Regions from separate parts of the Mus musculus genome. Here region 1 is linked to region 2. The links are chromatin loops, found by intact Hi-C in ENCODE. Cell type or tissue: heart. All regions are shown on one strand. Each heading gives the region's core, and the rest is flanking DNA. Links, peaks and the distances in the headings are about the cores only. Region 1 overlaps Ppp1r16b (protein phosphatase 1, regulatory subunit 16B). Region 2 overlaps Ppp1r16b (protein phosphatase 1, regulatory subunit 16B).

Region 1 (2,912 bases), core at 109-2,608, 49 kb before region 2:
CAACAGCTGTCCCTTGTTTAATGACCTATGATCTAGGAGGGTATTCTGTGGCCGCAGGTGGCCTGCTTTGAAAATGATCCTCTGGCTTTGGAGGAAGTTTTTTTTTTTTTTTTTTTTTTCTGTTTCTGCACAGGGGATGGGGGTGGGGGTTCCACACCCCCAATCTTGGAGGAACTGTGTTCGTAATATGACTCCCATTTCCCTCTACCTAGCTGTTATATAAGCTTCTTTGGGAAACCGGTGACTGTGATTGATGGGACCACATGGGACGTTTACAGATATTATATCTGCATGTCCCTGTCCTTTGTGTGTGTCCCCTGGGCCCCTCCCCACACTGGCATTCTTACCTACAAGTAGTCTGGCTTCTCTGGGTTCACGTGTCTAACAGGAGGCTCAGTGTGGATGACTGATGTGTTCATGGGCTTCCTGTGTCCACTGAACCATCGACCCCTTTGAAATCCATCTCTTGGAAGCCTAAGGAGGCCATCTCACCTTTACATGAAGCGCCAACCCCAAACATCAACCCATCATCTGCTTGGAATGGACCTGACAGGTTGTGTTGTCAGATGCGGGCTCCAGACATGCTCAGCAAAATCCTTATTCTGTTGGATGCTTTCCCAGCCCAGTCAGGATTGGGGCTCCTGGGAAACTGTCTACCACACCGCTGGCCCTTGTCTCTTTGCAGCCTGATGGGTGGTTATTGAGTATAGGGGAGAGGGACCCCAACATTGTTCTAGGGCTGGCCTCTGATTTTGCATTAGAAGTTTTTTTCCCTCAGGCCTGGCTGACAGCATCCCTATATTACCTGCCCACAAGTCTGATTCTACCTGAGGCTGAAGCAACCAGTGTCCTCAACTAGTCCAAGGAAATGTCATTGGTGCCCCAGAGCTGACCATGATTCATCTCCAGAGAGAGCCCGGGCCATGGGTTATCTGGTCACTCTTTATTCCGATGAATTATGAATTCTGCCTCTCTTCTTTATAAATGTGAAACCCTGTAAATGAGCTTCAGGGTCACCATTAAGAGATCTGAATGAAGTGACATGTCTGGGAGAAGTAGAGTTGAGGAGCAGTTCCTTGGGGACCCTGGTCCTCCATCAGGTTTAGAACCAGGAGGCCTGGGTATGGTGACTGTGCCCAGAGTCTAAAGGGGTCATTCTTGCAGGAGTAGGACAGTCAGTGCACCGAGTCCCCTGACGGTGGGGCCGGAGGGACAGAGGAGATTGCTAATTCGGATATCTGGAGCAAGTCTCCTTGCTCATGCGTGGAGCATCTCGAGCTCTCGAGGGTGATGTTATGCAGCTGTACTGTGGGAGGGCGGGGGTGTGCATCCCTTTAGTGAAGAAGCAAGCCCTGAGTGAGAGCTGGAAGGGAGGAGGCACCGCCCGCCCCGCCGCCGCTGCCCACCCGGGCTGTTTGTTTTGTTTTCTTTTTCCCCTCATGCTCAGTGGCACAGGAAACACGAGGAGAAAAGCACTCGTGGCCCTTCCTCCCGCAGCGCCTGCCAAGACCGCCGAGAAGAATAGCCGAGGAACTGGGAGAAAAAGCCGAACATTTTAACAGTGTGAACTTTGAAACGCTCTCTCTCTGACTCATGTTCGACAGTCTCTTCAATTCGAATTCACCTTCCCTCGTGTTGTTTTTCTCAAACTGGTAGGCTTGATTCCAAAGATGTGTCAATCAGCTGCTCCCTCCTGTGTGTGTGTGTGTGTGGTGTGTGTGTGTGTGTGTGTGTGTGTGTGTGCGCGCCTGTGTGCGTGTGCATGTGTGTGTCCTTTCTCCCAAGTCAACACACATGAATGCTGTTGGAACCCAGCCTTGACCTTCTTCCCTTCCTCAAGGCTGGCCTTCCACTTAGACCTGTTGAGTCTGTAATGGCCTTTGTAGGGGAAAGTCCGCATATTGATAATAGTCTTCTGCAAGAGGCCACAACCCTTCCTGGGGTCCCTAGACCTGCATCTTTAAAAGCATCCTTGCCGCACTTTAAGATATTCTGGGTAATAAGGAACTGGGTTATATAATATATGAGGTGTGTTGGTTTGGCTAGCTGGAGTCCAGCGTCTCATTGTTCAAAGGACCCCTTATTCATCTCCTTTACCACCAAGCACTGGCTGCATGTAGAGACTGCCTTCAGAGCACCTTGGCTTCAGTCTCCTGGCTCCTCAGACAGAGGGAAGAGAAAGCTTCTGGTTGGGCCAACTTAAGGCCTAGGCCTGCCCTAGAACCAATCCCTGTCTGGGCTCAGGCCCTTACCAAGACCTCTGACCAATCAGGGCTCAGGATAATGAAGGAGTTCTAAGACCTCCCATTACTGTGCTCTTCTCAGGAGTACGCTCAGTAGCAGGAGCAACCCCACCAACAGCCTTTCATCTGTTGTGCCTCCTGCTATCCCATGGCTCCGCTTCCACTGAGCACTCTTCCCCTTAAGGGCCAATCTCACGGTGCCCAGATGCGCACCCTGGTCCCTTCTCCTCAAGGCAGCAAGGATGAGTGTGTGCATAGAGAAGAACCAAGTTAAGACTCTGCCAGCCTGGGGGATGGGGGGTAAGGTGACGACACCTTGGTGGCCTGTTCCCGCTTCTCCCAGGGCCCAATGCCTTGGCCTTAAACTTCCTGTTGGTCACAATTGAGCTATTTTGGTATGTGGCCCAGATGTTGGGGAAAGTCAGTACCCCACCCTACTTCCCCTGGACTCAGTTTTCTCACACTTGCACACACTTCCTGATGACCTCATTGCCTGCGCAGACCCCCATATCATACCCCCAGCCCAGTCCCTTTATGAGCTGAGGTCTCACAGGCCTGTGTGATGGTTCATTGATACTTTCACCATGCACCAAGCTTAAAATATTGCCATTCCACTGATTTACCTCGAAGCCTGGCCTCCTTAAAATACTGAGATTGTTGTTCTCCCAG
Region 2 (2,912 bases), core at 213-2,712:
GAAGCCGAGAGTGAATGGATGCTGGTTCTCAGCTCTTGTTTTCTGTTTTATTCAGTCCAGGATCCAGCCTATGAGATCGTGCCATCCACACTCAGAGTGGATCTTCCCAACTCAGTTAAACATCTCTGGAAATGTCCTCCTACACATGGCCAGAGGTGTGTGTCCACCGTGATTTCAAATCCAGCCAACATTGGAGATTAATTATCTCAGTGGCTTTACCGTCATCTCCTCAAGTAGCCCTGGGCTAGGCCCATCTACTAAGTTACCGAGCTCTGTAGGAGGCACCTGTGCGTGGGCAGAGCTTCCTGTTACACTTCCTGTCATAGCGGTGTATGAAGTGGAAACTTACAGCTTCCTTGGGGTCAGTTGTGTTGGATGGTGTTTTGCTGGGGCAAACATGTGAAGGAGTGTTTTCCTGGAGTGGACACAGGTGAAAGACTCAGGCAAGACGCGTGAAGGAACGTTTCACTGAAGGAGATACAGGAGAGAGGATGTTCTGCTAAAGCAAACCTGTGAAAGGACTCATGATGAAGGATTCTTTGCTAACAACACTCATGTATTGGTCAGACTTACATTGTGCAGTTAAGCTCCATTTGTCGGGACTTTGAGAACTCGGGCTGATTGGATGTGTGTGCTGAGGCAAGGCACGTGGAGGACACGCGATGTTTGGAGGGTATAAAGGGGGCTCGATGGAGTGATGGAGACAGAGCTTGGCTTGCTGGTGCATCTAGCTGTGCAATGCTTGTGGGTCTCAAGTCTTCATTGATCTTTGCTTCCCTGAGAGAGGCACAGCTGAGAACTTCTCCTGGTGTTCCTGCTGTCCCTCCTGATGACTTGAACTGAAGCTGAGGCCTGGCTGTTTCTGCTAGGTTGTGTCACCATTGTTGCTAACCCAACTCTACTGAACTGGTCTGTGAAGTGTTTGCAAATGGATCAAGCTGCCGCTGCCTGCTAATCTGTGAACTGAACTGCCCATTTCCTGACAACATAGACAGGAGTTGCTCCAAAGAACCTTTTTAAACGGTTCCACTTCCCTCACATTCTTTCCCACTACCTCTGGTGGATGGTGGGCTACAAGGGAGGTTAAAGTGTTTAAGAACCATCATTAAGAATAAGATATGGGGGGCTGGAGAGATGGCTCAGCGGTTAAGAGCACTGACTACTCTTCCAAAGGTCCTGAGTTCAAATCCCAGCAACCACATGGTGGCTTACAACCACCCGTAATGAGATCTGGCGCCCTCTTCTGGTGTATCTGAAAACAGCTACAGTGTACTTACATATAGTAAATAAATAAATACCAAAACAAAATACAAACAAACAAACAAACAAAGAATAAGATATGAAAATACTAAAGTTACAGATGTCTGTCTACTTGGGTTCATGGTCAAGGTGGTCTGCAGCAGTCTAAGATGGATCGCCTGTATGTACTTTCTCAATATTTATTTATTTGTATTTCATGTGTATAGTATTTTGCCTACATGTACATCTGTGCACCACATGTGTGTCCATTGCCCAAGAAGGTTAGAAGAGGGCATTGGATCCCCTGGAACTGGAATTACAGATAGTTGTGAGCTGCCCCATGGGTGCTGGGAATCAAACAGGGGTCCTCTGCAAGATCGGCACATGCTTTTTACCACTGAACCATCTCTCCAGCCGTGTGCTTGTGTCTTTGAACTGAGCTAGGGGACTGCCAAGGGTGCCAAGGTCCTGGAGGAAGGAGTTCCCGGGATTCATTGTGTGTCAGGCCTTAGGAATACAGTCATAAATACCAGGCTACATTCCTGCCTTCTTGGGCTGGAGTTTAGCATGCAGAAAAATACAAGAACTGTAATTACCCGGTTATGCGGGTCAGGGTGTGGTATGGTTGCCCATGAGATGCGTGTGTGTGTGTGTGTGTGTGTGTGTGTGTGTGTGTGTGTGTAACAGGAAGAGGCCAGGGAGACTGAATGAGCCCTAAAGGATGAGGAATGGGGCACATGTGTGTGCACATGTATGTGTGTAGCGTGCCTGCTGCTAACTTGTGAACGTCTTAGAGACCTGTTAGGAAGATTGCTTAGATGGTGGTGCATCGATGGATGGATGGATGGATGGATGGATGGATGGATGGATGGATGCCTGGCTCGATGGCTATATGGATGGATGGATGGATGGATGGATGGATGCCTGGCTCGATGGCTATATGGATGGATGGATGGATGGATGGATGGATGGATGCCTGGCTCGCTGGCTATATGGATGGATGGATACATAATTGAGTCTTCCATGCAATGAGAATGTGACTCTTGTAGTTGACACAAATGACTGTTGCAGAAAATGTTAGGAGCTTAAGAAATGAAGTACTACTCAGCTATTAAAAAGAATGAATTTATGAAATTCCTAGGCAAATGGATGGACCTGGAGGGCATCATCCTGACTGAGATAACTCAATCACAAAAGAACTCACATGATATGTACTCACTGATCAGTGGATATTAGCCCAGAAATTTAGAATACCCAAGATATAAGATACAATTTGCGAAACACATGAAGCTCGGGAAGAACAAAGACCAAGGTGTGGATACTTTGCCCCTTCTTGGAATTGGGAGCAAGGCACCCATGGAAGGAGCTACAGAGACTGAGTTTGGAGCTGAGACGAAAGGATGGACCATCTAGAGGCTGCCATACCCGGAGATCCATCCCATAATCAGCCTCCAAACGCTGACACCATTGCATACACTAGCAAGATTTCGCTGAAAGGACCCAGATATAGCTGTCTCTTGTGAGACTATGCTGGGGCCTAGCAAACACAGAAGTGGATGCTCACAGTCAGCTATTGGATGGATCACAGGGCCCCCAATGGAGGAGCTGGAGGAAGTACCCAGGGAGCTGGGGGGATCTGCAACCCTATAGGTGGAACAACAATATGAACTAAC

Evidence for each region. Hi-C counts contacts between places; a loop is a spot of excess contacts. Peaks named below come from ENCODE experiments on the same cell type or tissue, not always from the same donor. Only the 100,000 strongest peaks of a DNase experiment are listed, where the experiment ranks them.
Region 1: a loop joins it to region 2, with 2.8 times the contacts of the local background. A loop is called at or near these places in 10 of 42 quality-filtered maps.

What each region holds. Positions count from the first base shown.
Region 1 is chr2:158,686,625-158,689,536 of GRCm38, forward strand. All of the region lies in intron 1 of Ppp1r16b (protein phosphatase 1, regulatory subunit 16B), which reads left to right. Among named protein-coding and RNA genes, the nearest start is that of Ppp1r16b, 21 kb to the left of the region's middle. In heart, for the core only: a CTCF peak has its summit at 1,194; a DNase peak (open chromatin) is centred at 1,347; H3K27ac peaks cover 836 bases.
Region 2 is chr2:158,735,213-158,738,124 of GRCm38, forward strand. The region is part of intron 2 of Ppp1r16b (protein phosphatase 1, regulatory subunit 16B); the gene reads left to right. Among named protein-coding and RNA genes, the nearest start is that of Fam83d, 31 kb to the right of the region's middle. In heart, for the core only: a CTCF peak has its summit at 1,249 (motif pointing left); a DNase peak (open chromatin) is centred at 289.